Linked DNA regions of Homo sapiens: region 2 is linked to region 1. A link is a loop called in an ENCODE intact Hi-C map of the cell type or tissue named here. Cell type or tissue: right lobe of liver. All regions are shown on one strand. Each heading gives the region's core, and the rest is flanking DNA. Links, peaks and the distances in the headings are about the cores only. Region 1 overlaps ZMYND8 (zinc finger MYND-type containing 8). Region 2 overlaps ZMYND8 (zinc finger MYND-type containing 8).

The links. A loop is a pair of places that touch in the nucleus more often than their neighbours do. Peaks named below come from ENCODE experiments on the same cell type or tissue, not always from the same donor. Only the 100,000 strongest peaks of a DNase experiment are listed, where the experiment ranks them.
Region 2: it touches region 1 in a loop (2.3-fold over the local background); 18 of 110 quality-filtered maps call a loop at or near these places.

The regions. Positions count from the first base shown.
Region 1 is chr20:47,197,378-47,213,991 of GRCh38, forward strand. It overlaps ZMYND8 (zinc finger MYND-type containing 8), which reads right to left. Exons shown (of 23, transcript NM_001281775.3): 22 at 15,265-15,348; 23 at 11,837-13,520. The coding sequence ends at 13,384. Among named protein-coding and RNA genes, the nearest start is that of MIR3616, 39 kb to the left of the region's middle. RefSeq lists enhancers at 4,267-4,316, 10,819-11,444, 11,445-12,068 and a silencer at 9,708-10,002. In right lobe of liver, for the core only: a CTCF peak has its summit at 8,472 (motif pointing right); a DNase peak (open chromatin) is centred at 8,484; H3K27ac peaks cover 570 bases.
Region 2 is chr20:47,247,166-47,263,779 of GRCh38, forward strand. ZMYND8 (zinc finger MYND-type containing 8) reads right to left here. Exons shown (of 23, transcript NM_001281775.3): 12 at 15,123-15,263; 13 at 2,122-2,274. Among named protein-coding and RNA genes, the nearest start is that of MIR3616, 89 kb to the left of the region's middle. RefSeq lists enhancers at 6,032-6,532, 11,930-12,039, 12,420-12,559. In right lobe of liver, for the core only: no CTCF peak of the experiment used is centred there; a DNase peak (open chromatin) is centred at 5,896; H3K27ac peaks cover 943 bases.

The sequences.
Region 1 (16,614 bases), core at 3,672-11,671:
CTGAATCGGGAGGATCGCTTGAGCCCCAGAAGTTTGAGGCTGCAGTCACAATCACATCACTGCCCTCCAGCCTAGGTGACAGAGAAAGGCAAGACCATGTATCAAAAATCTCAAAAAAAGGCTGAAGCAGGTGGATCACTTGAGGTCATCAGTTCGAGACCAGCCTGGCCAACATGGTGAAACCCCGTCTCTACTAAAAATACAAAAAAAATTAGCTGGGCATGGTGGTGCATGCCTGTAATCCCGGCTACTCGGGAGGCTGAGGCAAGAGAATTGCCTGAACCCAAGAGGCGGAGATTGCAGTGAGTCGAGATCACGCCACTTCACTCCAGCCTGGGCGACAGAGCGAGACTCCATCTCAAAAAAGAAAAAAAAATAAATTCAACCATTAAGTATTTGGTATTTGTTTGGGGTTTTGGTTTTATTTTGAGACAGAGTCTCGCTCTGTCGCCCAGGCTGGAGTGCAGTGACATGATCTCGTCTCACTGTAATCTCCGCCTCCCGGGTTCAAGCGATTCTTGTGCCTCAGCCTCCCGAGTAGCTGGGACTACAGACGCATGCCACCACACCTGGCTAATTTTTGTATTTTTAGTAGAGATGGGGCTTCGCCATGTTGGCCAGGCTGGTCTTGAACTCCTGGCCTCAAGTGATCCTCCCGCCTCAGCCTCCCAAAGTTCTGGGATTACAGGTGTGAGCCACAGCACCCAGCCAAGTATTTGGTGTTTGGTAAACTCCAGCTCTAGGTGACGGGGGAGCCTCTTTGCCCTTGCATCCCCTACCCAACTCCATGGGGATCTGGGCCCACAGAGACCTACCCACCTCTCCCTCAGCCCCTGAAGTCTACTGGCCCCCTTGTGGGGTAATAAGAAATGCATATTACATATTACATCAAGACCCAGTACAGCACATACATATGTGTGTGTATAAATAGGAGTGTATGTATATCATGTATGTGTGTATAACTCAGTTTCACAAAGCAATGCTTACCAAACAACTGTGACACATTCTATAATTTTTCCATCCTGCTGTTTTTCAGTGATGCAGGTTCCAATCTGCAAAATCAATTTCACAACCCATGGATTGGAAACCACTGGTTTAGAACAAGGATTGGCACATAAGCTCATCCAAGTGATTGTTTTTATAAGCCCCATTTAACAGAGGGTGAAACTGAGACTCAGGAGGTGTCGTGGCTTGCCTGTGATTCACAGCTGGAGGCGGGCAGAGCTGAGACTCCGATCCTGCACTCTCTGACTCAGGTTGCAAACTCTGGTCCACAGATACATTTTATTACTCTTCACATGATTTTTTTCATACTTTGACCCGATTATATAAAACTTGGGTGATTTCACTCAAAATGTAAATTTTCAACTTCTCTAAAATTCAAGTGGATCCCTTGGCCTGCATTTGCACATGAGCAGCTAAAGCCATCCCATGGCCACCCCTGTGAGCTGACTCGGGGGCTCTCCAGGTTGACCCGTTCGCCACAGTCCTCACCATGCTGTGTTTTTTGTTTTTTTAATTTTTTTTTCTTTTTTTTGAGACAGAGTCTCGCTCTGTTGCCAAGACTGGAGTGCGGTGGCACGAGCTTGGCTCACTACAACCTCCAACTCCTAGGTTCAAGCAATTCTCCTGTTTCAGCCTCCCGAGTAGCTGGGATTACAGACAGGCACCACCACACCTGGCTGATTTTTTGTATTTTTATTAGAGATGGAGTTTCACCATGTTGGTCAAGCTGGTCTCGAACTCCTAACCTCAGGTGATCCACATGCCTCAGCCTCCCAAAGTGCTGGGATTACAGGCGCGAGCCACCGCGCCCGGCCACCATGCTGTGTTTTCTCCCTGACACCCCGAAGTCAAGCATCGGTTGCCATTGATCCACACACCAGCCAGCTGTTATTCTCATAGTGGAGAAATATTTTTTCTGTCAAAAGTGGAAAAATAAAAACTAAACCAAAGGGCTTACATATTTCAAGAAAAGCAATGGTGGAACACGGTGGCTCACACCTGCAATCACAGTGCTTCGGGAGACTGAGGTGGGAGAATCATTTGAGCCCAGGAGTTTGAGACCAGGCCGGGCAATATAGTGAGACCCCCATCTCTACAAAAATAAATAAGTAACTGGGCGTAGTGGTGTGCACTTGTGGTCCCAGCCACTCGGGAGGCTGAGGCAGGAGGATGGCTTGAGCCCAGGAGGTCGAGGTTGTAGTGAGCTATGATTGTGCCACTTTGCAGTGAGCTATGATTGTGTCACTGCACTCCAGCCTGGGCAACAGAGGGAGACCCTGTCTCAAAAAAAAAAAAAAAGATTAAAAAAATGCACAGATTATTCAAACACGTGTTTTTGTTGTTATTGTTGTTGTTTGGTTTTTGGTTTTTTGAGACGAAGCTTCGTTCTTTCTCCCAGGCTGTAGTGAAGTGGCGCGATCTCGGCTCACTGCAACCTCCGCCTCCCAGGTTCAAACAATTTTCCTGCCTCAGCCTCTCAAGTAGCTGGAATTACAGGCACTCGCCACCACGCCCGGCTAATTTTTGTATTTTTAGTAGAGACTGTAATGCCTAAGCTTGTTTTTACTAACCTTGTTTTTAGACTCTCCCTCTTTCCTTTAATCACCTAGCCTTAGTTCCACCTTAATTGACTCTCCCTTAGCTAAGAGAGCCAGACAGACTCCATCTTGGCTCTTTCACTGGCAGCGCCTTCCTCAAGGACTTAACTTGTGCAAACTGACTCCCAGCACATCCAAGAATGCAATTCACTGATAAGATAATGTGGCGAGCAATATCCGCAGTTCCCAGGAATTCGCCTGATTGATAACGCCCAAAAAAAGCCCCGCGTCTATCACCTTGTAATAATCTTAAAGCCTCTGCACCTAGAACTGTTTACTTTCCTGTAACCATTTATCCTTTTAACTTTTTTGCCTACTTTATTTCTGTAAAATTGTTTTAACTAGACCCCCCCCCTTTCTAAACCAAAGTATAAAAGAAAATCTAGCCCCTTCTTCAAGGCCGAAAGAACTTTAAGCGTAAGCCATCTCTTAGCCGCCGGCTAAATAAACAGACTTAATTCGTCTCAAAAGTGTGGTGTTTTCTCTAACTCGCTCCCGTGCAACAAGACGGGGGTTTCACCATGTTGGCCAGGCTGGTCTCGAACTTCTGACCTCAGGTGATCCATCCACCTCGGCCTCCTAAAGTGCTAGGATTACAGGCGTGAGTCACCGCGCCTGGCCTCTAACATGTTTACTATACAAAGAAAGCATATCTATGTCAGTGTTACCCCAGCCTGTTTCCCTAGCTTATATCCCCTGCCTGGGTCCTGGGAGCAAACCCCAGCTGAACTCACTACCCTATGTCTACGTCTTGTCTCTTTTGTCCACAGTTGTGTCCCCAGCACCTGAAACACAGCCCAGTGAAGAGTAAGTCCCTAGTTAATAATTAACTTGTGGCTTTTATACAAAAGTTTCTCCAATGATGACAAAGATATAGTCATGGTTAAGAGCAGGCATTTTTTGGGCGGGGCGCGGTGGCTCACGCCTGTAATCCCAGCACTTTGGGAGGCCGAGGCGGGTGGATCACAAGGTCAGGAGTTGGAGACCAGCCTGGCTAACATGGTGAAACCCCGTCTCTACTAAAAATGCAAAAATTAGCCAGGCATGGTGGCTCATGCCTATAATCCCAGCTACTTGGGAGGCTGAGGCAGGAGAATCGCTTCAACCCGGAAGGCAGAGGTTGTGGTGAGCCAAAGTTGCGCCACTGCACTCCAGCCTGGACAACAAGAGCGAAACTCTGTCTCAAAAAAAAAAAAAAAAAAAAGAGCAGGCATTATTTGTGTCATTAGACTGGGTTCAAGTCCAGCTTCGGCTACGCACAAGCTGTGTAGCCTCAATCCCTCTGGACCTGATGTCCTTTGCTGCAAAATGCAGGTCATTAGGATGCAATGTGCAGAAATTGCCTGGAGCACAGGAGGTGCTGTGTATGTAAATGAAGTTTCCCTCTCGGGTTCATCAAAGTGAACCAAGGTCAGTACTCAGCTGTCTTAATAAAGCTTGTAGTACCCAACTGGCCCAGGCTTAGGCTATCTGTGGGACCAGGAAGGCCACAGTTTTCCATTAACACCACAATCTGAAAAGAGTGCCCTGGGCAGATTAGAGCCCTAGACCAGGTGGCAAAGCCACGGGTTTGATCCCTGGTCACATGTATGAGAACTGGCTTGTTCAACATCTGATCATTCTTCTGGGGTGGTTTTCTGAACTAAACTAAAAACCGGCTGGGCCCAGTGGCTCACACCTGTAACCACATTACTTTAGGAGGCCAAGATGGGAGGATCACTTAAGGCCAGGAGTTCTAGATCAGCCTGGCCTATAAGGTGAAAACCTGTCTTTACTGCAATTACCAAAATCAGCTGAGCATGATGGCACACGCCTATAATCCCAGCTACTCAGGAGGCTGAGGCACGGGAATCGCTTGAACCCGGGAGGCGGAGGTTGCAGTGAGCCGAGATCACGCCACTGCACTCCAGCCTGGGTAACAGAATGAGACTCTTGTCTCAAAAAAAAGAAAAACAACTTATTCCTCAGGCTCTATTCAGCCAGGCGTCTGATATATTCAAGGTTCCACCCATCAGCTGCATTTGGTACGGATTAAGTGGGGAGAAAAGTGACTGCACGTGGCGGTGTGGACCAGCCTAGGGCCAGCGTGGTTGTGGCCTCGGTGCATCTGTTTCTTTGCAGCCCAGTCCTGCACGGTGGCTTCGGTGGCTTCCTGGAAGCTCAGACCTCATGGCTTTCTTCAGCCCTCCATGTGAGTCCGGAAATACTGTTTTGGGGGTTTGTTTGTTTTTGTTGTTTTGTTTGTTTTTGTTCTTTTGTTTTGTGTTTGTTTGTTTTTTGAGACGGAGTCTAGCTCTGTCGCCCAGGCTGGAGTGCCATGGCATGATCTCGGTTCACTGAAACCTCTGTCTCCTGGGTTCAAGCGATTCTCCTGCCTCAGCCTCCCAAGTAGCTGGGATTACAGGTGCCTGCCACCACGCCCAGCTAATTTTTGTATTTTAGTAGAGATGGGCTTTCACCATGTTGGCCAGGTTGGTCTTGAACTTCTGACCTCAAGTGATCCGCCTGCCTCAGCTTCCCAACGTGCTGGGATTATAGGCAGGAGCCACCGTGCCTGGCTTGTAAATACTGTTAATGCATCAGTGAGATTGAGCCCATGAGTTTGGGAGCAGTCATGCACAGATGATGGGTATTAGATCTTACATAATTGTGGGAGGAGCTGGGGAAGCAGGGGTCTGAGGAGAGATCTGGAGTCACCAAGAAGGTGATCTGAGAAGCTGTGGGGCAAGTTCAGAGGACTCAATGGGGATCTGTGGCCTCTGCAGTCCAGCGGCTGGTGACAGGCCAGGTGCTGACATGCAGGAGTCAGGAAGATGACCTGGACGCAGAGTGGAGGAGAGCAAGGGCAAGCTGGAGCCTGCTGGCGCCACTGCAGTTGTCTGTCCCACATCTAACTACAGCGACCTTGCAACAGTAGAGGCTGTGGCTTCCTTACAGCCTTGGAAATCTCACACAGCTCCTCTTTTGGTCAACTCTAACTGGGAACCACTCGAGAGCCAGGATTCTGGGAAATGTGGTTCCAGCCTAGCCAGGTTGGCACGGAACTGACCAGTACACTTACTAATGCCTTGTGCTTAAACTGGTTGGGTGAATTCTGCTCTCTACAACTGACCAGGCTGACAGAGACCTTGGACAGTTCTGCAGTGGGTACTGTCATCGTTTTGTCCACACAAGACCTTTTGTTTGAACACTTTCCCAACTTATGAGTCTGCACCAGAAGAGGCTTGAATCTCACTTTCCCAGCCTCCTTTGCAGTTAGAAGGTTAGCTATGTGGCCTAGGCTCAGCCAATCACATACACCCAGGTGGCACCCAGGCTCAGCAATCAAATACCCCTGATATGGTTTGGCTCTGTGTCCCCACCCAAATCTCATCTCGAATTGTAAGCCCCATGTGTCAGAGGAGGTGCCTGGTGGGAGGTGATTGAACTGTGAGGGTGGATCTCCCCCTTGCCGTTCTCGTGATAGTGAGTTCTCACAAGATCTGATGCTTAAAAGTAAGGCACTTCCCCCTTTGAACTCCCTCTCCTGCCACCATGTAAGACATGCTTTGCTTCCCCTTTGCCTTCTGCCATGATTCTAAGTTTCCTGAGGCTTCCCCAGCCCTGCAGAAGTGTGAGTCAGTTAAACCTCTTTTCTTTATAAATTACCCAGTCTCAGGTAGTTCTTTATAGCAGTGTGAAAATGGACTAATACAACACCTAAATGGTGCTTAGGTTCAGTCAATCAGATGCACCCACATGGGACCTGGGCTCAACCAATCCAGATACATCCACATGTGAAAGCAATGGAAGTGGATTCTGATGCATGGAATCCAATCTGGCAAGGAGGCAGAAGGGTCGTGCCCAGCGTCACTAGAGAAAGTCGCAGTGTTTGAACCCAATGGGGCAGTGATGTGGGAAGTCTTTTTTTTTTTTTTTTCAGACGGAGTCTTGCTCTGTCACCCAGGATGGAGTGCAGTGGTGCAGTCAAAGCTCACTGCAGCTTCCACTTCCTGGGTTCAAGTGATTCTCCTACCTCAGCCTCCCGAGTAGCTGGGACTACAGGCGTACACCACCATGCCCCTGCTAATTTTTGTATTTGTAATAGAGACAGGGTTTCGCCATGTTGGCCAGGCTGGTCTCAAACTCCTGACTTCAGGTGATCTGCCCGCCTCAGCTTCCCAAAGTGCTGGGATTACATGCGTTAGCCACCATGCCTGGCCAATGTGGGAAGTCTTAACACAAAGGTCCTGCAATGTAATCTGGACATTGTTGGTTGCTGTGCAATCTCCTAATCCATCTCTCTGGCCTTCCCAGGGATTTGTGAGCCACTCAATATCCTTTAACAAATGCCTTTTCTGCTCAAATTAGCTGGAGTGCATTCTGTTATTTGCAACTAAAAACCTGACCCCTCCCAATTCATGTATCCCCCAAGTGTCCGTTTCCCGAGCTGCACAGAGTGGAATAACCACCCCAGGGCAGCTAAGAGAAGCCTGGGGAGTCATTTTGTAAACTCACCACGGTGTCACACACACACACAGGGCTAGTTGTGACTGGGGCAGTGTTGCCTGATGATTCACTGAACTGGCTTGGGAAGTAAGCAGACTGGTTTGAGTCCCGGCTCTGCAGTGACCTTTTGTGTGATCTTGAGCAAGTCACTTTTTTCTCTCTGAACCTCAGCTGCCTCACTGGGAGAATGGGCCTGTTACGAGGGCCTGCTCCATGTAGGGAGTTATTACAAAACCCGAAGGATTACAGCATGGAAAGCCTCAGCACAGAGCCCCACGTGGGGCAGGCCCACATCAGCGACACTTGGAGGAATATAGGTGACCTTTGCTTCTCTAGACTAAAGAAAATAAATAAGAATATAGATGGGGTCCTGATGTACCCTGATATGAAGGTGGCAGCTAAATGCTGACCTTTGGAAAACTCAACTCTGATTATCGCCACTCGACTGTATAGTTTAAAATGGACGGTCGGCCGGGCGCGGTGACTCATGCCTGTAATACTAACACTTTGGGAGGCCAAGGCAGGTGGATCGTTGAGGTCAGGAGTTTGAGACCAGCCAGGCCAACATGGTGAAACCCCGTCTCTACAAAAAATACAAAAATTAGCCAGAAATTGCTTGAACCCGGGAGGCGGAAGTTGCAGTGAGCCAAAATCGTGCCACTGCACTCCAGCCTGGGCAACAGAGTGAGACTCTGTCTCAAAATAAAATAAAATAATAAAATAGACAGGCACACTGGCTCACACTTATAATCCCAGCACTTTAGGAGGCCAAGGCGGGTGAGTCGCTTGAGCTCACGAGTTCAAGACCAGCCTGGGCAACATTGTGAAACCCCGTCTCTGCAAAAAAATTTAAAAATTAGTTGGGCATGGTGGCGTGTGCCTGTAGTCCCAGCTGCTCAGGAGGCTGAGGCGGGAGGATGGGGTGAGCCTGGGAGGCGGAAGTTGCTGTGAGCAGAGACGTCCCTATAGCACTCAAGCCTGGGCGACAGAGCAAGACCTTGTCTCAAAAAATAAATAAATAAAATAATTGGGCTCAGTCCCCTCGGAAAGAAACCCCCTTCAGGTTCTACTGAACGGTGAGCCCCTCAGAGAGGGCTCCCAATCACATCATCTCCCTACCCGCCTAGCTTTATTTACCTTCAGCGCATCTAGCCCGCCTGGGATTATATTACATGCATACAGGTATCAAATTGCTTCCCAGTGAGAGTGTCAGATCAATAAGGACAGAGACCGAACCTGTTTTGTTCACTACTGTGTCACTACTGAGGACTTGACTCATACAGAGAGCTCAGTGAACAGCTGTCTCCGGAATGAAGGGTTTTGGCCCACGTGCTCGCTGTCCCCAGTGGGCCAGATCTCTCCACAGGCTGCAGTTTTGCCTATGGCCACCAGATAGCGAGCTTGCTGGACTGCATGAAAAGGTCTGAGCCAGTTCCTGCCCCGGTCATTGCCAAAGGAAACCAGCAAGGAACTGGCAGCTTCTGCCAGGTTCACCAGACCTCACTGCATCTCCCTCTTCTTCTCCTCATTCTGAAAACACTCAACCCAGACTGGAACCTTCAAGCCCCTCCCCTCCTACCTGGCCTCTCACTGACCCACTGGTGTGGCCTGAGAAGTAAGCAGATTAGAGAGTGTTCTAATTAGGTGGAGTGGATTCTGTTATTTGCAACTAAAAACCTGACCCCTCCAAATGCATGTAACCCCTGAGTCTCAGTTTTCCAAGCTGCACAAAGAGTGGAATAACCACCCCACTGGGCAGCTAAGAGGAGCCTGGGGAGTCATTTTATAATGGTGCTCACTGCAGGGCCGTTTGCCGTGGCCAGAGTTTGGGGACAATCTCAATGTCCACCAGCTGGGGGCTGGCCACATGCATTATCCCGTGTCCACATAGCAGATATCACACCCCCTAAAAATGGATGGAGGTGCTCTTGAACTGCACTGATATGGATCAATACTCAAGGCTTCAGATTAAGTTTAAAAAAAAAAAACGGGGCAAGGGGACAGGGCAGAAGAGTGTGTATCAAATGCTATCATTTATGTAGAAAAAGGGGGCCGGGAGCAGTGGCTCATGCCTGTAATCCCAGCACTTTAGGACACCGAGGCGGGCAGATCACCTGAGGTCAGGAGTTCAAGACCAGCCTGGTCAACATGGTGAAACCCTGTCTCTACTAAAAATACAAAACTCAGCTGGGCATTGTGGCGGGTGCCCTTAATCCCAGCTACTCGGTAGGCTGAAGCAGAAAAATTGCTTGAATCCAGGAGGTGGATGTTGTAGTGAGCTGAGATTGCGCCACTGCACTCCAGCTTGGGCGACAGAGCGAGACTCCGTCTTAAAAAAGAAGAAAAGGAGCAGAGAAAAATGTCTCTGCATTTGTTTGTAAATGCAGACTCTCCCTGAGGACTATGTGGGAAGGGGGATTGGAGGGGACCGAGGTAGCAGGGAGGGAGAGGCTTTATACTATGGGCCCTTTCGTATCTTCAGATTTGAGTCATGTGGGCTGTTTTACCTGGTCAGATGAATGGTAAAACTAAAAGCAACCATTTCTCTATCCTCGAGTAAGCAAGCCACTTCCCTAGATGTCTTTGCTTCTAAGGGAGGTTGCGGCAGAGGCTGGATGGGGGTGCAGTGGGACACCTCAAGGTGGCCTCTGCATTTGAATGCTGCGCTGCTGGCTACTCGCTACTTAGGAGCCCAGCTGCTGGCTGCTCGCTACTTAGGAGTGGCATGACCTTCATTGTGTCCAAGCCCTGGGGACACAGCAGGGAACAGAGAAAGCACCTCCCTCACCCAGCTCACATTCAACTGGGACACACAGGAGAAGTAATAAAACCCCACACCCTTTGCTCAGAGATATGAAGAAAATATTGAGGGCATGATGGGCCCGTGGGCAGGTGGCTATTTCAGGAGTGACATCTGAAGAATCAGGTACCAGCCACAGAAGAGGGTATCAGGTCAAAGGAGCAGAGAGTGCAGTTGAGACTAGAAAGGCAGGAGCTGAAAGAAGACAATGGATGACCCCTCGTAGCCATGGCCCCTCCTTTCTCTGGTCTTCAGGATGAAATGAGACAACAGAGGAAAGGTGCACACACATGCCCAGGAACGGGAAGCTAACATTCTTCTCACTTAAAAAAATGACTTGGAGGCTAGGCACGGTGGCTCACACCTGTAATCCCAGCACTTTGGGAGGCTGAGGCAGGCGGATCACCTGGGGTTGGGAGTTCGAGACCAGCCTGACCAACATGGAGAAACCTCATCTCTACTAAAAATACAAAATTAGCTGGGTGTGGTGGTGGATGCCCGTAACCCCAACTACTCGGGAGGCTGAAGCAGAATTGCTTGAACCCGGGAGGCGGAGGTTGCAGTGAGCCAAGATCGCGCCATTGCACTCCAGCCTGGGCAACAAGAGCAAAACTCTGTCTCAAAAAAAAAAAAGACTTGGGAGGCCAAGGTGGGTGGATCACCTGAGACAAGGAGTTCGAGACCAGCCTGGCCAACATGGCGAAAACCCCATCTCTACTAAAAATACAAAAATTAGCTGGGCATGGGTGGTAGGCACCTGTAATCCCAGCTACTCGGGAGGCTGAGGCAGGAGAATTGCTTCAACCCGGGAGGCTGAGTTTGCAGTGAGCTATCACACCACTGCACTCCAGCCTGGGTGATGGAGACTCTCCCTCCAAAAAAAGAGGAGAGTCCAGGTGCCATGGCTTACACCTGTAATCCCAGCACTTTGGGAGTCTGAGACAGGCAGATCACTTCAAGTCAGGAGTTCAAGCCCAGCCTGGGGAATATGTGAAACCCTCGTCTCTAAAAATACCAAAAAATGAGCCAGGCATGGTGGTGCACATCTGAATCCCCAGCTACTTGGGAGGCTGAGGCACCAGAATTGCTTGAACCCAGGAGGCGGAGGTTGCAGTGAGCTGAGATTGCGCCACTGCACTGCAGCCTGGGTGACGGGGCGAGAATCCGTCTCAAAAAAAACAAAAAATGAGAATAACTTGTAGACAGTCTGTCTTCCTGTGAAGAATGAGAGGCCCACCCTGACAGGGCTCCTGTGCCCTGCTCACCATCTGTCCCCAGTAACTGAAACTGTGCATGGCTAATGACAGGTCCCCTGTAATACTTGAGTAACTGAACGATTGTTGTCCCCATTAGGATGCAAGTTTGATGAAGGCAGGGACCCGACTCCTTGATGGCACCATGGGATCCTCAGTGCCTGGACAGTGCCTGACGCGATGTGTGTTTGCTGATTGGCAGGAATGAACTTATGCCCACGCGGGCCAACCTCCCCTGCCGGCCATGTCATGTCTTGGCCCTTGGCACAGGAAGGGGTTTGTGGAGATCTTTTCTGGGGAGTTACTGGATTGCAGAGAAGGAACACTGCTGCCCAGGAAACCAAACCTCAGCCTTTCAAGCCGGCTTCATTCTACTCATACCCTGTGCACCTCCAGCCAGGCCCAGAGCCATGGACCAGGGCACCTGCGAGGGGCTGGGATCCTTGCTGCCCACGCGAGGCCTGTTAGCTCGGCCTCCCTACGGGCTTCAAGAAGACAACTCCGTCCTCTCCCAACTGTTTGACGAGGACTGGCGTGGGGGGCACCCACTAGGGCCCATTCTCTCCAGTGTGCCCACCACCTGGCTGTGGGGGGTGTTCATGACCTCTCACGGCCCCTTCTGTGTTTGGTCGTGCAAACCTGACACAGCCATCCCGACCAAATGGAAAACTGCAAATTCGAGGACGACCACGGCATTTTTCCAAAACAGTTTAATTAAAAAAAGGTAAAGAAATCTGAAAAAACTGGGGGGGTGGGGGAAGGAACGGGCAAACCCAAAAAAGCATATAGTGTGAGTCTACTGGCTCAGTCACAAAGAAACACCACCATCAAAAAGATATTTAAGTTTAATACAAATTTTATACAAAGAAAATGTGAAAAAATACTTCCATATGCTAAAAGCAATTATGCTTCACAAATAAGGCCAGCTAGGCTATTTTTTTTTTTTGACAACTGCAATTCACAAATGTTCTTTCTCTCCTGTTTTCTTCTAATACTCTCTTATTTCTTCTCTAATATGGGTAACTAGCTGGAAACTGTACAGTTCGCATCCTCTTAACAATGAAGAGAAAGTAAACAAGACTAAAATGTACAACAAAACGTACTGGAATGATATCGTACAATTAATTTTCTCATATACATACATCACCTTTTGCTTTTTCATCAATGCTTTTTGTTTTACACAACATACAAAATGGCTCTACAGCATACGTAGTGTACGGACAGCATGACGGGCCTTGCTTTCTCTCATACTGCCTGTGTTTCATGCTTACATAAAAACGTGAAATTCCATCATATAAATAATACGTACATGCTTCATCCCAGACTCAAACGTCCTCTGCGTGCACCTTGCCTTTGAGTCCTTGCTTCCAAGAAGCACAGCATCTCTGACCAAGTGTGTGTGAGTGTGTTTAAAGGAACCACAAAGCAAAGATAAGGTTTCTCTTTTTTTCAGAGTTCATGATCCTAAGACTTTCTGTGTTCTCTCCTGTGACTGAGCTGAGTGGGGCTTGTTTGTTTCTCTTCTGTAAACAAGGATATTGTTTTTTCCCTTTTAGGAGTAGAGTCATCATTTCAATCACATGAAAGAAACTAGCTTCTCCCTGTGTCCGTCTGGTCCGGAGAGCTTGCGTTTTAGGAACGTGGTAACGTAGTAGCTGAAAGGAGCCAACGGCTTGATGGGATAGTCTGTGCCGAAACTCCCGATCCCAACATGCTGCGTACAGACACACGAGCGAAAACGGTTCGCCCTCCCCTGGGTATCCAAGGATGAGGACGTGAGTATGAAAGTGGTCCCCGGGCCCAGTATCCATTCCGTCGTGTGACAGACAGGCTAACTGACCATCCCTTCTCCAATACCAAAACATTCTTTTTTGTTGTTGGGGTTGGTTGCTTTTTTTTTTTTTTTTAAATCGTTTTTCTTTTTCTTTTTTTTTTTTTAATAAGTTAAAGTTAATACAAATATAAAAAGGGGAAAGTCCTCTAGATTCAATGACATCCACAAATTGTACATTATTTACACCAAAAGCACAGGGCTCGTGTGGGTGAACAGTCTGCAGTCAAAGCCGATGCTGGGTGTCCTGTAGTGTAGCAGCCCCCGCGCCGGGGGCTCAGGCTCAACTGAGGGTTTTGTCATTTTCAAGTCTGAAAGTGGCTGTTCTCCTGCCTTTGTTGTTTCTTCTTTTCCTGGCGTCTGGGTTTTTCTCCCAATGGGGTGGGTGGTTTGTGTCCCGATTCACTGCTAGTCCCAGAAGGTGTCCAGCCGAGACTCTTTCGGGAGGAGGCTCTTCGTGCTGGTACTGGTGTTGTGATCGGAACGTGTCGATCCCCTCTTCTCATCACTGCTGCTCCAACTGGATTTATTACTCCGGGAATGGTCTGAGGGGGAAAACCAATGTGTTTAGCGTGCCTGCCCACCTGCGCCTGAGCACAACTATCCTGCAATCTGACCTGCCCCTCCTGCACAGGAAACCACCTTCCCCTCCCAATTGATGGTTCAAACACTGCCACCGCTGACTGCCCTGCATCTGTGGGTCTGTAGAACAGAAAGGTAGAACAACTTATTTTTTAGGATTTAACGACAACCGGTTGAAAAAACGGTAGGGTGTCATGCTCACAGAGAATAAAGATTTGTAGAAAAGGTGCTGAACTGCCAAGGAAGGCATTTCTTGTGCCGTGTCTGGAACCGTGTATCCTTACTACATCACTGAACGACACCAAGCACCCCATGCACTTCTGGGTCCAACCTTGGCCCCTGGAGAAAGACACTGAAATTTGGCATGCAGTCTACTTCCGTTAGTGGGATTTCTTTTATCAATGTATAGGCAACTTGAAAAATGGCCTTACAACCAAATCACACTTGTCCACCCAAGGGAAAGGATCATAAAGGAGAAGAATGGTTAAGTCCACCTGGGAACACACACCCACTGACTCCCGGTAAGGACAAGCTTATGGGTGACTGAAGAATTCAGAATCAGAATAAGACCTAGGATGGCTTCAAGGACACATGGACAAGGAGCTGAGTAGTGACTGAGTAAGAAATAAGTGAAGAAGCTGAAGGAAGAGCCGAATGAGGTGTCTGTGAAGAGCACTTTAGCCAACAGCCCAGCCCAGATCTGCAGCTCTGCTAGATGGCTGACTGGAGAAACCTTCCAGCCAAGCCCTAAGATCCCATCACATCCTGGATCATGTACTAAGTTCAGACAGACTGGGACAGAATTATTTTTTAATTTCTTAAGGTGGGTGATAATGTTTGGTTGAAAGAGGTTGAGGGCAAGAGTGGAGTGGGCCAAGGAGGGGACCATGCTACTACCTAGGGGGGCTGCATTTCTTACTGCCTGGTAAAAAGGCATGTGTGGGTAATCATGAGTTCTGGAAGATAAGCAGTGAAGAGAATGACAAAGATCTCCAAAGTCATGTAGTTACTCAGGAGAGAACTCTTCTTAGTCATGTGCATCAGTGACCAAAAGGGAGCAATACTATGGTAGGCAGAGCTGGGGGCAAGGGCGGAGTCTTCTTAACAATCCTCAATCTGCCTTCTTATGCCTTCTTCCCTTAGCCGCCATGCCTATGCTTTTATTTCTCCGGAAGGACTCTGGGGAGTGATGCAGCTGGTCATCCCCATCTGGGAGAAAATCCTACAGTGATGTGGTCAAACCACATCAAGTCCTTCCAGCTCTGGTGAGGGCAGAGACCACCAGCGGGTACTGGAAGAAATGGGACCAGGGCCAAGCTGAGTTCAGTATCTCTCTCCCAGAACCAGGCTGGCTAATGGAGGGATCTGCAGGCCCTCACTCCTCATATGGAGAGGACACGGGACACTGGCTGCCATAGCCAATCACCACAGGAGGGAATCGGTGTTCATCTAGGACCCTTTATGAAAAGAGCGAGGACGATCTCCATCAAGAAGCCAGGCCACATGCTCGCTCTCATTTCCTAATGCAGTTTGTGATGGCGACCAGAGGCACAGCGAAGAAGAAACGTTGCAAAGGAAGACCCACAACTCAAAAGAACAGGAGAAGACACACCCACAAAGGAACACATACACGGACACACACAGAACAAGCCTTCTGCATACCAGGAAGAAGCCCCGGCAGCTTTCGTAAGACAGGTTCATACTTACACTTCTGGGCGGGGTAGTTGGGGTGCGGCTGGTGGTCTGTGGTGGTTGGGGCATAGGCAGGTTGCTTGTCACACCTTTTGCTAACTGAAGAGATAGCACAGGTAGCCTCAGAGTCTGTCAGAGAGCTGGAATTCCGCACAACCCCAAGTGCTTACTATTTTTGTTCATCAACAGGCTACTGTTATTAGAACCAGTTGGCACCTTCATTCATGTCACCATTGTCCAACTTTAATGCAAGCACAGGAGACTAAGTCTCTTTAAAAATGCATATCAAACCACAAACAGCATCACTGGACACAGCACAGCATTACAGGTAGGAAATAAGGTATACAATGACATAAAAGCAACTCAGCATTTTGTAAGCCACAAATTTTCAACCACTAGCTCTGCCAATAGCCTAATTCAACCATGGGAAACGGAGGCAGGCACTAGAAACGTGCTAAGGTTGAAGGCAGCACCCGAGAAAGCCAGACAATTTAAGGCAATAACTCATCAACTGCCCACAGTGATAACAGAATAGGGAGGAGAGGATGGAGAAGGCACACGTGATGAGGAGGACTAAGGAAGGGGCTCCAGATGAGGTGGCAAGTAAGCTAAATTCTCAGCTACGATGGTAGCACACCAACAAATCACCTCTGAAATCAGAGTCAAAAAACAGTGATATGAAAGGAGTCTCCGTAAACAGCTGATACCGTGAGAAGCTTCATAGGAAAACAATTGAAAGTAAGATCAAGAGAAAAAATAGAAACTCCAGGAAAAAGGCTATAAAAGAATGGAATATAATCACAGTACACTATGTGACTCTGCCATGAATGATATGGTCATAATCATACAAGAAAGAATTGTCACACTGCAACTTTTTAGACTAAGCCAACAGACAAGAGTGAGGCTTAACTGCAGTTATAGGACAGAATGCACATGTTCTCAACCTTGACAACGGGGAAAGTCACAGGACAGGTGGGAAGCCTGGCTATGACAGGGGTGGGAGAGGTAAGGAGAAGATGGACTGCCAAAAGAGGGGTCAAGAGATACTGTCTGTAGCAGACAGAACAAAAGAGCTAAGGAGGCAAGTGTTTCACTGGAGCAAGGTAGCACATAAAATAGCAACCTCAGTAGTGTGGGAAGAGGAAGAGAAGAGTAACTCTCATCTTTTAAAGCTCGAAGTCAACAAATAATATCTAATGATGAAGTCAAGAAATAGAGGTATAGCCAAGTACATTATTTATTAGTAAGGAGGTAACAGAAGGACCAGAATGAGCCGTGTAAACTGGAACTAGGAAGAGTTTTCCCCTGCACTATTTTATTCTCTGCAACTCTATGCATATAGCTCTAACTAAAAGCTTAAAACGA
Region 2 (16,614 bases), core at 2,692-10,691, 49 kb after region 1:
ATGTGTTGTCCAACTCACAAATCAGGAAATTTCATATAGAAATCAAAGCAGGGGCTTCTGATGAAAGAGCGGAAAATCTAGCCGCTCTGGGTCACCAGCCTGCCAGGCATTGGCTGGAACAGGAAAGCCACTGGCTCCTCTAGGCGGGGGACACACTTGTCTCCAGGTGACCCGGGTGCCCAGCCCTCCCTCTTGTTCCCTGCACTCGTGGAAAGTCAACTGCCACTCGGTGTGCATTGCTCTTCCACTGGTAAAGGAGTCAAGAGAGAAGTCACATACTTCTGTCTCTTTCAAAAGGAAGAAGCACAAACTAGCAGGTGTTTCATACACACAAACAAAAATGGGCAGAAGCACATTTCTAACAATAGTTCCATTTAACCCATTTACGGCTCCTGCCCCCAACCATATGTTATGCCATCATACTGTAGATAATAATACCATATCCTAAACTTTTAGAAAGAGGAAAGAAAACCCAATCAAGTCTGTGCAATCTCTTCATTCTAGAGCAATGGCCACTGTGAATGGTGCCACTGTCCGACTTGTATACACCAAAAAGAAACCTGCAAAAATACCAGAGCCATGAACAGCCCGGGGCATGGGGGATCAGCTGGATCATTGGGGAATGTATCTGCCTCCACCAGGGCTCAATCAAAAACACAAGTCGAGCCAGGCATGGTGGTGCACACCTGTGGTCCCAGCTACTCAGGAGGCTGAGGCAGAAGAACTGCTTGAACCCAGGAGTTCAAGGCTAGCCAGGGCAACACAGGAAGAACACAAGCCAAAATACAAACACCCAGATCTGGTATAATTCTGGGATCCTAGGCTTGTGCTACTGGTAGGTAATGATTGGAAACAAGAAGGAAAAGTGTAAGCACATATGTGATAGGAAAAGCTTGGGTACTGCAGTCCAAAGGACATGAATTCAAATCCTGCTTTTCTGTTTTTATTACTGGTGTGACCCTGAACAAGTTATTTATCTCTCTGAGCCTCAGTTTCTCTATCCGCAAAATGGGACTGATAAAAGTATCAACCTCCCAAGACAATCTATATGCAGTGCTTAGCATAGTGTCCAAGGAAACACTCAGTAAATGGAAATAATAAAATTCTTATTAGCAATAAAAACAAATCAAGAGTTGGGCCAGCTGCATGGAAGGACCCAAGAGGATTATTTAAATGGCATGCCAAATTTCACCCATGCCACCCAATGTCCTCACCAAACAGGCAACCCAACGGGAGCTGTTGTCCTCTGGATAGCCCCAGATGGGTCCCTAACTCTAGCTGCTTTCTCACCTGAAGATGCAGAGCACCCACTGACACTCAGAGGAGCTTGCTCTCCAGAGGCCCAGCCATCCCCCACTTCTTTACAAATGCCCTCCTAGCTTTACTTACTTATTCAACAAACATTCCAGAGCATCTACCATGTGCACAGACCAAGTACCATAGAGAAGGCAAATCCTCATAAAACGGCCTCCCTGCCCTCAAGGAGCTTCCAGTCTAGATTGGGAGGGACACCCCCACACAAAGGGACCATTGCTACTTCCGAGCAATGAAGTACCAAAGGAGGAGGGCAGATGGGGAGGGCAGTCAGGGGAGACTTCCTGGAGGAGGTGAGATCTGAGCTCAGCCTCACAGAAGGCAGGATTCAGGTAGGCAGTGTGAAGGCAGGCAGCACAGGGAAGAGGAAGAAAGGCAACAGCTACAGAAGCAGGGTTTGCCCGGTGGGGAGGAGACCAGTCTGGAGGGAAAGGGTTTCGTGTCGGACACCTACAGAACACACTCACTACTCGTGTGGAGACACTGATGCGTACTGAGGAGAGCAGAGGCAAAACTCAGAGGATCCTCATTCTGCTTGCAAACCTTGATGATTCAAACCTGTATCTCGAGTTTCCAGACTGCTTTCACCAAAGAATAAACTGATGAGTTCAAAAAGCCCTGAATTAACTAGCAAGTCTGAAGTCTTTTGCCATGAGTGGAAATATATTTTAGCTGAGCAAATAGTTGAAAGTTAAAGCAGCTGCTAAAAGCAGCCAGGATTCAACCTTGATTTCATCCAGGTGGTATCCCTACCAGTAATGATAACAATGATACTGCTGGAAAAAAAAAACAAAACCAAAGGTATACCTAATTGTGCTTTGCAACTCTCTATGGTCTTGTCAAGATTCAGCTGGAACCTGCTACGAATCTGGCGCTTGGGAGAGATGAGAGGAACAGGGGTGGACTGTTGCTGGACCGACTCGCTCAGCTCCTTCAAATCCATCTCAGCTTTGCTTCGATCTGAAAGAAACCATCACACCCTCGTAAGATCAGGCACACACCATCCTCATCACGGAGCTTCGTCCTTGCAAAGTCAGAGCAAAACACACATTTTAGAACATGGGGGAGGGGGAGATACTTTTTTTGTCATTCATCCCAACAATATCATCTGCTCAACCAAATGGGGTGACATGAAGATAATGGCCCACGTGAACACGTTTGGCAGGTTTAAACAGTCCACTGAACAATCGTCTGGGTGACTTTCAATATTTAAAATGGACAATCCCAGCCAGATGGCTCAGTGTGTGGAAGTCAACATCATTAGGGACCCTCCAAAGACAAAGGTTATGGGCAGATATTCAATCTCAATTTCAGTGAACAAAGCAACACTGAGCCTGGTCAAGGTGTACTTGTAACTTCAGGTCCAGATTGAAGAGGACTTGTATCCAAGAAAGATGGCGACCCCCTCGAAAACACCCTGATAATTGGGGGCCCTAAATGCCTATTTGCCACAGAGGCTTCATTTTTCATTCTCAGTGGACCTAGTCTGGGGTGGAAACTAGAAAGGGCAGGGAATATAAGATAGGCAGACCTTCCAGCCAGTGTGTTGTGGCTCACAGCATCTATGTGAGGCAAGGGGAACAGATTAGCCCTGGATACTCAACCTCTGTCTAACAGGTCTCGCTCAAGTAAGAGTCCAAGGTCCTCAGCCTAGTTCCCAGGCAGAGGCCTCTGGGGGGTGACTCAGGCCGGAGGTCCTGTCCCCTCACTTCTTCGAGGGCTCTTTGTAGGACCAGCAGGACAGATTCCAAAGTCAGTGAGCTTACATTTCTTGGATTCCTCTCCCACCGACTCCAGTGCCCCCAAAATATTAAGAGTTTCAGTGGCTGCAAAGGTCCAGAAAGCAACAAGCAACTCTGCAGGTGGGGCCTACTGTCCTCCACTGTGCCTGCCACCCTCTGGCATCCCCTCCAACCCACCCAAAGCGAGTGTGAGGCATCTGTCCTACTCCGGCCGATCCCAAAAAATAAGTCAGAAAGCAGGTGGAATCCAATCAACCCACAAAGAGGAGAAGCCACCTCTGAGCCTGTTCCCAACAGCTATCAGGTTGCTCCCTGGACTTCGTGCTTCATCTCCCTGCTCCCTCCATACCTCAGGCCACCTCCATTCATTGGGCTGTGAAAGAGGCCCCAGAATCTAGTCTGAGAGCTGGGCTGGAAGCACTGTTTAAAGCCATCACTCTCTCCTACCTTTTTCCTTTGGCCTGACCCAACCACTTTCCTGTTCATGCAGTAAGGGAGAGTTCTCAAACACTGCATACCCAGAAATCAGCTCCTTCAAAGTAACTAGAAGCAGCCTCCCAAAAGCCCCACCCAATCCACTCACAGGTGACCAGAAGCAATAAATTGCTCCAACTTAATTTTATCAGCCCCCAGGATAAGATTAGAAAGAGGTCTTTTCCCAGCCAGGTGTGGTGGAATGCACCTGTAGTCCCAGCTACTCAGGAGGCTGAGGCAGGAGAATGGCTTGAGCCAGGAGTTAGTGGCTGTACTGAGCTATGATCACGCCACTGCACTCTAGACTGGGAGACAGAGCAAGACTTTTTTTTTTTGAAGGAAAAAAAAGGAGGGAAGAGATGGGTCTTTTCCTAAATCACACTTACAGACTGCCCCTCCCAGACCCAGGGAGATTCCAGAAGTGAGTGCTCAAAGCAAGCAGAGACACTATCCCTGTAATTCAAGAAAAATAGCAAAAACAGTATCTGTGTGCATGCATGTGTGTGTGCACACTTATCAGGGCTTTAAAGACAGGCTACTAGAGACAGGACTGCAGACATTCACACAGCCACCTCTGAGAGGGTGAAGAATGTGCAAATTTACTGCAGTGGGGCCAGGCACAGTGATTCACACCTCTCCCAGCACTTTCGGAGGCAGAGGCAGGAGGATTGCTTGAGGCCAGGAGTTCGAGACCAGGCTGGGCAACATAGCAAGACCCCCATCTCTACAAAAAATACAAAAAGTAGCTGGGCTTGGTGGTGCACGCCTGTAAACCTAGCTACTTGGGAGGCCGAAGTAGGAGGACTGCTTGAGCCCAGGAGTTTGAGGCTGCAGTGAGCCATGATTGCGTCACTGCACTCCAGCCTGGGTGAGCAAGATCCTGTCTCCAAAAAAAAAAAAAATTTACTGGACAAAGAACTAGAAAACTCTTTATACCCGTCTCTGTCCGGCAAGAAATCTGAAGTAGCTTAACAAAGAGAAATTATAGGGTAAAATAATTTTAAAAATAAGGAATGGGGAACACTAAAAGAAAAGGGAGGAGCGCCTCTGCCCAGTCGCCCCACCATCTGGGAAGCAAGGAGTGCATCTCTGCCCGGCCGCCGCACCGTCTGGGAAGTGAGGAGCGCCTCTGCCCCGCCCCGCACCATCTGGGAAGTGAGGAGCACCTCTGTCTGGCCGCCATGCAAGCCTCCAGGTGTAAAGTGGCAGCCTTGTGTGTGATCTTTCTGCCCTCCCCGAGTTTGCATTTTTGACACTAAAGTTTACTTTTAAATTAAAAGTTTATTTAAAAAAAAAAAGAAAGAAAGAAAAGAGAAATGCCGGGCGCAGCAGTTCACGCCTGTAATCCAGCACTGTGGAAGGCCAAGGCGGGAGGATCACTTGAGGTCGGGGGTTCAAGATCCGCCTGGCTAACATGGTGAAATCCCGTCTCTACTAAAAATAAAAAAATTAGCCAGGCATGGTGGTGGGTGCCTGTAATCCCCGGTACTCAGGAGGCTGAGGCAGGAGAACACTTGAACCCAGGAGGCGAAGGTTGCAGTGAGCGAGATCGCACCACTACACTCCAGCCTGGGCGACAGAGCAAGACTCTGTCTCAAAAAAAAAAAAAAAAAAAAAAAGCCCAGATTAAAGAGTTCCAGTAGGCAGGACTCAAGGACTTAACAGCTGAGTTGCATGCAAATGTGACAGCAAAGGGGGAGGGATTTGAGGCCTCCCTCGGAATTTCCACTTTCAGAAATGAAGAAGCATGCTAGATTCCAGAGGGAAAAGCCAGCCTTTTCAAGAATAAAGATGGAAACGTATACTCACAAAAATACTCTCCATGGCTACCCAAGTGACACATTCATCAGTGTCCTCAATATTCCTATATACTACTAGAATACACAGTTAACGAAAAAATTTACAAAAGAGACCAACAAACTTTCTTTGTAAAAGCCTGGAGAGGACCGGGAACAGTGGCTCACACTTGTAATCCCTGCAATTGGGAGGCTGAGGTGGGCAGTTCCCTTGAGCTCACATTTGAGACCAGCCTGGGCAACATGGTGAAACCCTGTCTCTACTAAAAATATGAAAATTAGCCAGGCATGGTGGCACACGCCTGTAATCCCAGCTACTCAGGAGGCTAAGGTGGGAGGATCGCTTGAGCCCAGGAGGCAGAGGTTGCAGTGAGCCGAGATCAGGCCACTGCACTCCAGACTGGGCAAAAGAGCCAGACCTTATCTCAAAAAATAAAATAAAAGCCCAGAGAGTAAATATTTCAGGCTTTGCAGGCCATACAGGCTCTGTTGCAAAAGCAGCCATGAACACTACATAAACAGATGGGTGTGGATGTGTTCCAGTAAACTTTATTTGCAAACACAGGTGGGGGCCAGATTTGGCCTGAAAGCCGTAAAATCTGCCATCTTCTATACTAGTCCAGTGACTGCCAACCCTGGCTGCACACCAAAATTGCCTGTAAAGTTTTAGAAAATCCTGAGGCCTGAGCCCCATCCTCAGAGACTCTGACTCAATTGGCTGAGGGGAAGGCCTGGGCATCAGCCTTTTACAAACTTGCCAGGAGGTCGAGCGCAGTGGCTCATGCCTGTAACCCCAGCACTTTAGGAGGCCAAAGCAGGTGGAGCACCTGAGGTCAGGAGTTCAAGACCAACCTGACCAACATGGTGAAATGCCATCTCTACTAAATATACAAAAATTAGCCAGGCATGATGGCACCTGCCTGTAATCCCAGCTGCTTCGGAAGCTGAGGCAAGAGAATCACTTGAACCCAGGAGGAGGAGCCTGCAGTGAGCCGAGATCACACCACTGCACTCCAGCCTGGGCAACAGAATGAGACTCCATCTCAAAAAAAAAAAAAAAAAACCACACCAACAATAAACTTGCCAGGTGATCCTAATTGGCAGCTAAGGCTGAGAACCCCTGTATCAGACCAATCTTCTATGTGAGTAAAGAAAACTCACTATTTGCCTTAACTCCTGTGTGTGTGTTAACAGGACAACCTTTCTAAACCTTAGGGTCCATAAAAAGAGACCTAGACCTCACCTGAATAACTGAGCTCTGTGTGTGCACCTGCGTGTCTACACGTATGGCTACAGTAAATGCGACCCATTAACTTTAGCCTAAAAAGACTGAGCACTGGAATGTTCATAATCAAGAAAAATGCAAAGAAGGTAAATTCCCTCATTTTACAAACTGAGGTTTCTCTGGTCAGTAAGCTGCTGTTATGTTTATTCTTGTTAGAATAAACCACCAAATGGCTAGGGGCTGGGCCCAGGCCCTGGAAGCTGACCTTCAGGAGTTTAGCCGAATGTAATGATCTTTATCCAAACCTGCAGCTGCATTTGACTCCCCCCTCCTCCGCAGAGAGAAAACAGCTTCACTTTCTCATTTAGCTCATGTAGCTTATCGGGACTTCTTCCACCCCTGCCCTTCTATATCGGGAATATCTTCAGAATCCACCCTTGCTGCCAACATTTTGAACTTTTCAGCTGATATGAAGACAGCTTAGGCTATAAATGGAAACCAGGGATGAAAAATACTCACGCTAGAGAAAAAGGCACGATCTTACATTTCTGGAGGGAGCATAAATCAGAACCACCTCTTTAGAGGGCAGTTGGGCGATACCTCTCAAAATGTCGCCGCATGTGGCCTCTGATGCTCAATTCCACTTCTAGGAATTTATCCTATGGATTACCCTCCCACGTGGGCAAAAGGGTTCTTCATTGCAGTTGTCTTCAATAGCAAAAATGGAAAGAAGCGTAGCGTCAGTAAGTAAGGCGCCTGAATAAATGTTACAGTTTACCTTTAAATGGAATTAAATACAGCTGCTAAAATGAAATGAAGGCCGATTTCTGTGTGTTGATATGAAAAGCCAACCTGTTTCATGAAAAAGCAAAGACTGGTGGAGCACCTTAGCACTGCTGTAGGGGAGCCAAGAAGGAAATGGAAAATCGCTGGGAAGGCTATATATTCTCAGGGTTTCTCAACAGTGGCACTATTGATATTTGGGTCCTGGATAAGTCTTTGTGGTGGGGGTGGGGTGGGGTGGAGGGGCTGTCCCGTGTGTTGTAGGATGTTCAGCAGCACCCTGGCCTCTACCCCCTAGATGCTATTAGCACCTACACACCAGTTGTGACAATAAAAATATCTCCAGGCCAGGCGCAGTGCCTCATGCCTGCAATCCCAGCATTTTGGGAGGCTGAGGTGGGCAGATCACTCGAGGTCAGGAGTTTGAGACAAGCCTGGCCAACACGGTGAAACCCCGTCTCTACTAAAACCCCATCTCTACTAAAAATACAAAAATTAGCCGGACGTAGTGGCGCGCGCCTGTAATCCCAGCTACTCAGGAGGCGGAGTCAGGCAAAGGTTGCGGAGAGCCAGATCATGCCACTGCACACCAGCCTGGGCAAACAGAGCGACGCTCCATCTCAAAAAAATAAATAAAACATAAAAATATCTCCAGACACTGCCAAATGTCACCTGGGAGACAAAAACCATTCAGAACTCATGCTATATATCTAGAAGGGCTCTAGAAACTAAAAACTTGCAACAGTGGTGACGTGCAGGAACAGGGGTATAGAGACAGGTGGTTGGAGGTTACAGACACGCTGGCCTTTCATGAAATGTCCTGTGCTTTGAAATTTTTGTTACCATATGTACTCATTACTTATAAAAACAAACTCTATAAAAGAAAAATTTAAGAACTTCTTTTTCCATTTAAAAAAAGAGAGACAGGGCCGGGCGTGGTAGCTCACACCTGTAATCCCACCACTTTGGGAAGCCGAGGTGGAGATATAAATATATATATCCACCATATACATATACATATGCATATGGTGGATATATATACACACCATATACATATACTCAGTGTGTGTGTGTGTGTGTGTGTGTGTGTGTGTGTATATATATATATATACACACCATATACATATACTCAGTATATATATACCATATACATATACTCAGTATATGTATATGGTGTATGTGTGTGTGTGTATATATATATATATATATACCGTGTATGTGTGTATATATATATATATATATATATATATATATATATATATATACGGTATATATATATATTTGTATGTGTATATATATATACCGTATATATATATATTTGTATGTATATATATATACACACACACACACCATATACTGAGGTCAGGAGTTCGAGACCAGCCTGGCCAACATGGTGAAACCCTATCTCTACTAAATACAAAAAATTAGCCGGGCATGGTGGCGTATGCCTGTTATCTCAGCTGCTTGGGAGGCTGAGGCAGGAGAATCACCCGAACCCAGGAGGTGGAGGTTGCAGAGAGCCGAGATTGTACCATTGCACTCCAGCCTGGGCAACAAGAGCAAAGCTCTGTCTCAAAAAAAAAAAAGACAGATTTTTGTTCTAAAGCTGAACGCAAACTACAATGGATGGACTTCCAGGAACTACAAAATGTCAGTTCCTTCAAGGGAGCAATATCACTTAGACAAAAGACCCTAGCTGGCCAGGCATGGTGGCTCATGCCTGTAATCCCAGCACTTTGGGAGGCTGAGGCAGGAGGACTGCTTGAGGCCAGAAGTTTGAGACCAGCCTGGGAAACATAGCGAGACCCTGTCTCTATATTATTTTTTAAAAAAAGAGAGGCCGGGCACAGTGGCTCACGCCTGTAATCCCAGCACTTTGGGAGGCCGAGGCGAGTGGATCACGAGGTCAGGAGATTGAGACCATCCTGGCTAACACAGTGAAACCCTGTCTCTACTAAAAAATACAAAAAATTAGCCAGGCATGGTGGCGGGCACCTGTAGTCCCAGCTACTTGGGAGGCTGAGGCAGGAGAATGGTGTGAACCCAGGAGGCGGAGCTTACAGTGAGCCGAGATCGCGCCACTGCACTCCAGCGTGGGCGACAGAGCAAGACTCCATCTCAAAAAAGAGAGAGACCCTGGCAGACACTATCTTTCAGTCAAAGCCAAACAGAGATCTTCCCCACCTCATTCACTCTAAAGAAAATCAAGACAACATCTGAAAAATCTGGGCCCAGGCACTCCATGTATGCTCTCAAAGAAAGCCCGACTTCCAAGATACCGCTTTATGCACAAAAAGAAAGGATGCCTCCTGTCATTAACAGTGGAGAAATAAACAGAAAGTCTCGGGGTGTGACGACGTTCCCTGGCCCTGCCTGCATTTTCAACAGAGCATCAAGGCGCATTTCTGTCACTAACAGGACTACTGACTGCTGAGTTTCTTCAGCTCAAAGTAAACACCCTCTGTGAAATAAGAGGAGATGGGATCATCAGAGAAAGCAAACAGGAGTCTGGAAGAAGAAAAGGACCGGGCCCACCTCTTCTCTTCTAGTCTCAGAAACTCATTCCTATTTATGACTTATTTATAATCACTGCTGAGTCATACAGGGGGCTCGTAATAATCCACTGGGCTCAGCTCCTTGTTTTTTAGTGAGGAGAGGAAAGGCCCCAGACAGCAAATGAGGGGAAACAGTGAATTAGCAACCTGGGCAAGAACCAGGTCTCTGTACAAACCTTCCCATCTTATACCATATAGTCATATACCATACACACACACAAATACCATATACTCATATACCACATATACATATACTCATATGCCATATACACAAATACACATACACTCACCATATACACACATACATACACACAAATACCATATACTCACATACCATATACACATTTACCATATACTCATATGCCATACACACACAAATATATACCCATATACTATATGCTCACCATATACACACACGCAAATACAACACACACATACATACTTATATACCATACACACACATACATATACTCACATATACCCAATATACAAACATACCCATATACCATATACTCATCATATACCATACACACATACATATACTCAAATATACCCATATACCATATACTGTCATACCATATACACACATACATATACTCATACCATATACCCAATATACATACATATACCATATACACACATACATATACTAAAATGCCATATACTTATATACCATATATTCTTAATTATAGTGTAACAGTATAATATAATTACAGTATAGTATAAATAAAAACTGACAACCTATGGACTATTTTTGTATTGTTGGTTGTATGTGTTTGTCTGGCCCAAATAGAGTTTTGGGGTTTTGTTTTTGTTTTTGTACCACAGGGTCTCACTCTCTCACCCAGGCTGGAGTGCAGTGATGCAATCATAGCTCACTGCAACCTTGAACTCCTGGGCTCAAGCAATCCTCCTGCCTCAGCCTCCCAACGTGCGGGAATTACAGACATAAGCCACCAAGCCTAGCCAGTTTTTGTTTTTAATGAAATTGATTGTCAGCTTTTAAAAACTAGGAGAGTTCCTGTAATAATCTAGAGTTCTGTTTTTCCTGACAATTCAGTCCGACAATGTGGGTTAAGCTGGCAAGAGCCACATCCTTTACAAATTTCAAAACTTCACCTTACCCCCTGACCCCCAAAAAAGCTGACGTATCCAATAGGCACAGGAGACATTCAGGTATCTCAGCTAAGAGCTCAAGCTTTGCAGCAGACAGGCCTGGGCCTGAAGGCCAAACTCTACCACAAACCATGGTTGATCCTTGGGTAGGTAACTTGCTTCTCTGTGCCCCAGTTTACACTTCTGTGAAACATAGATATTACCTACTTTAAAGGTTGTTGTAATTTTTAAAAAGTTTTAATTTACAGACAGCAAAATTCACTTTTGGGAGAATACAGTCCTATGAGTCGTAACACCTGCATAGATTCCTGTAACCACCACCACAACCAAAACACAGAGCAGGTCCATCTCCCGAAGAGTTCCCTCCCAATGTGTAGGCAAACCCTCCTGCACTCCAACCCCCAGCTATCACTCATCTGTTCCCCATCTCTGTAATTCTGCCTTTTCTGATATATTTTTTAAGGAAATCCTGTTTTGTTAGCTACAATAACTTCATCATTATCCAGGGTGCTCCCTTTCATTGTCCCTGTCTGGGGAAAGTCGTTCCACGGCTGACAGACAGAATCAAGCCCTATAAAGCATTTGTTCAGTCCCTGGGCAGTCACTGGAGAATTCCTTAACATTGCCCTGCTTGTTCTGATCTCCTCCCCACCCACGGCACTTCCATCGGTCCCTAGCTGATCCTCTTCCCGTTAGGTCATTGCAATCCCAGCCCACAAAACGCCCACATTCCCAATGCTCTTGTTCCTGCTGACGAAGATAAGAAATGTGTCCTGAACCGGAAGAGCTGCCAGGGGAGACACAAGAGGGCCTCGGTTCCCCTGGTGCTCACCCACCACCATGCCCACCCACCAAGACACACAACAGGAAGAAACCTTTCACTCCCACAACAGATCAAGCCAAACTGAAAGACCCACAGTGTCACGAGGAAGCCCAATGACCACCCAGTTTCAGCAAAGAGCTATTCTTGACAAGCATGACTGGCAGAGAGGAAATGTCACCGTGAGAACGCCTCCAAACAGCATTTCTTTTCAGGGTGTGGAGGTGGAAGGAGGGTGTGAGAAAGCAAACCACAGATTTGGGAACAATGAATGTTCCCAAGGAAGCACGTGTGTCCCTTTTCACTCAAGTGAGGAACCAACTGGTTGGTCTGAATGGGAGCCCCGAAAGCAACTGCCCTGACCATCCTATTACATCAGGGCTGTACTCACAGGTGAGCCAGGATTGGAGCCAGGCTGTGCTCCAGCCCTGCTGCCTCTGGGATCCTGGGCACCCCATGCCTCCTCTCCAGACCTCCCTCAGTTTCTCCATCTGAAAATGGCACTGTAGGACAAGATGGACCTGGAGGGCGCCAACCACCAAAGGCGTGGAATTCACACTTAAGCGTCACTGGGCACAGGTGGCCGCCCTCTCTTTCTGAAACCCCCATACTGGAGGCTCCAGGGCAACACACTCCCCTGGTGTGGCTACTCCACCCCTTGCTTCTCCTCCTCAACCAGAACTCCACATCCTCAATGTCCCAGGGGCCTCACTCCTGCTCAATGCTCTACCCCTGACTCGCAACCTCAGTAAGCCAATGGGGCTGGAGTCTTTGTTGAGTGAGGCTGTCCTATGCACTGGGGGATGTTTAGCGCAACTCTGGCCACCAATCATTAGATGCCAGCAGTGTCCCCATCACCCCCTCAAAGTCATTTCAAGAACTACCACTCTAACCCAATCCCACGTACACGTCAAGATTCCCAGAATTACACCTCCTGCCTGAACCTGGCCACAGGGAACCCTAATTCCTGCCTCCAGCTGCCCTATTGACCTCTCCACCTAGGGGTGTAACAGCTGCTCAAATTTACATAATCTAAACTAGACCCTTGGCTTCTCCTGCCATACCCAGATCTGTCAGCACAATTACTGACACAATCTAGAAATTCTCTGTTGGGGGCCCTGTTCTACATTTTGTAGGATGTTGGGTGGTATCTCCCTGGCCTCCCTCCATTAGGTGCCAGGAGCACCCCAACCCCAGGTGTGACAACCAAAAATGTCTCCAAACATTGCCAGTGGGTGGGGAAGTGTTACAAAATTGCCCCCAGATGAGAATGGTTGACTGATATGGACTATTTGAAACACAGCACCGAGGGCTTCTTCTGAGATGTGAAGTCCATTCACATCCCTCCTGCGCTGAACCCTCCATCCACACCAGGGTCTACGAGGCCCCCGTACTGTCTCCGACTCCACGGACTGGCCTCACCCTCACTCACTGGGATGCAGCCACCCTGGCCTCCTTGCTAATCCTACAACACACCCAGTTACTCCTATAGCACACCAACTTAATCCTAACCCTAGAGCCTTTAAAATCTCTTATTCCTTCTAGAATCTTTTTCCTCCTGACACTGGCATGGCTGATTTTTCTTGTCACGTAAACTTCAGCTCAAATATCGCCTCTCAAAGAGGCCCCGTTTAACCCCTCCACCTAAGTGAACTGTGACATCTGCTTCGCAACTTGCCCATCTCTTGCCTCATCACATTACCTTCCAGACATCCATCATGGTGTGAACTATCTTGGTGTGAACTGCCTCTCATGGTGTGAACTGCCTTGTTATTTGCCTTTATTATTTTCTCTATCTTTCTAAAAACCCAGCCTCTACAAGAGCAGGTCCTTAGCTGACTTGCTTTGTACTCTATTTCCATGCCTAGAATAGTGCACAGCACATAATAGATGTTCAAGAAAAATCAATGGTGAGGATGCAATGAATCAATCAATAATGAATCAACAGCAGCCGGGCACAGTGGCTCATGCCTGTAATCCCAGCATTTTGGGAGGCTGAGGCAGGCAGATCACCTTAGGTTGGGAGTTCGAGACCAGCCTGACCAACATGGAGAAACCTCATCTCTACTAAAAATACAAAATTAGCCAGGCGTGGTGGTGCATGCCTGTAATCCCAGCTACTCGGAGGCTCAGGCAGGAGAATCACTTGAACCTGGGAAGCAGAAGTTTGCAGTGAGCCAAGATCACGCCATTGCATTGCAGCCTGGGCAACAAGAGCGAAACTCCATCTCAAAAAAAATAATAATAATAAGGAATCAATAATGGGCCAGGTGCAGTGACTTATGCCTGTAATCTCAGCACTTTGGGAGGCTAAAGTGGGAGGACTGCTTGAGGCCAAGAGTTCAAGACCAGCCTGGGCAACACAGCAAGACCCAATCACTACAAAAAATTAGCTGAGTATGTAGCTAAAAACTAGCTAGGCCTGTAGTCCTAGCTACTCAGGGAGGGTGAGGCAGGAAATAGCTTGAGCCCAGGAGTTCAAGGTTGCAGTGAACTATGATTACACCACTGCACTCCAGCCTGGGTGACAGAGTGAGACCCCATCTCTAAAAAAACAGTTATCATCATCATCATCATCATCATCATCATCATCATCATCATCATCCAGGGAATAAAGACCAGAGTGTAAGAATTAGAAGAAGAGAATTAAGGAATATCAGAGTATGCTGCACATAGGAAAGGTAAGTACTGATTCCTCCTACTTGCTTCTGTGCCATGGGTATAATTTGCAAATAGAACTGGGTTAATGTGGTCAAGGACAACTGAGGTGGAAACACTGGCCTGGATAAAAGCACTTTGGGCCAGGCATGGTGGTTTATGCCCGTCATCCCATTACTTTTGGAGGCAGAGGTGGGTGGATCACCTGAGGTCGGGGTTTGAGACCAGCCTGGCCAACATGGTGAAACTCTGTCTCTACTAAAAATAGAAAACTTAGCCAGGTGTGGTGGCATACTCCTGTAATCTTAGCTACTCGGGAGGCTGAGGCAGGAGAATCACTTCAACCCAGGAGGCGGAGGTTGCAGGGAGCCGAGACCGCACCCTTGCACTCCAGCCTGGGCAACAAGAGCGAAACTCCATCTCAAAAAAAAAAAAGTAATTTGTATGTCAATAAGCCCCAAGAAATCCCTTACTTATTCTTTTCACAGATCTTTTCTCACCTTCATCCTCTGAAACTTTTGCATTTTTTGCATAGAGAAAAGAGTTGAAGGTTCAAGAACCACATACACAAGAGGATACGTCATTTGCAAAAATATCCACAGTTGCCACAGAAAGATACTGGCAAAAATTCTGACTGACCCAGGTTAAGATTCAGGATGCTGCCGGTGGTGGAGGTTTTGTCCGTTTTCGTCGTGATAGGAGCTGACAGTTGAGGAGAGAAGGGCTTTGGGCTGCCGGATAAACTCCCTGCTTGTCCCGTCTTGGTGGAGGCTGGTGAAGCTGAAAAAGTATGGCATTGTTAAAAGACAGGTTTACAAATAAACAAGTAGAACGTGTAGGTGTGGTGTAGGGAGAGAATGGAGAGATTATGAAATTGTGTTTGATTTCAGCAAGGCCGCTACAGTATCACGAATGGGGTGGGGTGGAGCATAGCAGGTTGGCCATTTATTTTCAGCAAAGGGCTTTAACCGGATGTGAAACCGTTAAAGCCACAAATGAAGAAGGTCTCCCCAGTTACTCTATTAAGCACAAAGCTCTAAGACAAATCGGCTAAGCTGCCACTGAAATTGGTTTGGCCCATTCACGGATATAAATCTCAACATAAATAGCGATTAAACCAACCCCCACATGGTCCAGATGTGGAGAACGGGAGCCAGGCTTACAAATGCGTATCATCTGTTTGTGGAAAGACACCACGGCCAGCTCACACGCAGCCACTGCACCTGCCAGGGACCAACTTGGCCCCTTGGGAAATCTCCAGCTCCCATTTCAAAGGTTCTTGAGGCTATGTAAAGCCAAACCCAGTACCAGATGGAGTGAGGGAGACGTTGGTAAATTATGTCCTTCTTTACTGTATTTCAAACTTTCACAGGAGGAGAGAGAACTGTACCTATGCCTAAGGCTTTTAAAAATACCTTAAAATGACCTACGACCTGCTTCTCCCCTGCCTCATTTCACAGGGTTAGGACAATAAACCACTTACGTTTAAAAAAGCAAGCATTCATAGGGGCCAACAAGCGTCCTAAAGATCCTTCAAATCCTGCCCCTTTGTCCTTGCCCCTCCATGGTACTGGGACTGTCCTGTTAATGCCTCTTGGGCCCATTTAAAAACAGCTGGGACTAAAGGCATCACTAACAACAATGACAGCCAACTCTTCCAAGATGAGCAAGAAACATTCTGAGTTGATCTGGTGCTGGAAAGAAATTTGTGGATGGCAAATTGGAGTTAGGAACTGAGACTCCCCAGGGGCTTCGAAAGTGCTGGGACACTTGTGTGGGCAGCACTTGCCTCAGTTTCCTCACCTGACAAATTAGAAAACTCAGAACAAGGCTTCAGTGTGTTGAAACTCACATACCACTCGGCTGGTGAATCCAAGTAAGCTAGGCAGCTCTGGTGCCAGGACCTGCCTGCATTACTGTTAATGTAATATAGTGGGAAAGACTCCAGAAGTAAAGAGGCCTGGATTCAAGCACAGATTAGAAGCCAGACACTGTGGATTCAAGCCCCGGCTCAGCTGTTGCCCTGCTGTGTAACCCTGGGCCAGTTACTGGCACCTCTGCCTCCCTCTTCCTGGCAGCAGCAAAGAGAGACACTAATAATATGATACAAAGGGACAATAACAGTAGCTAC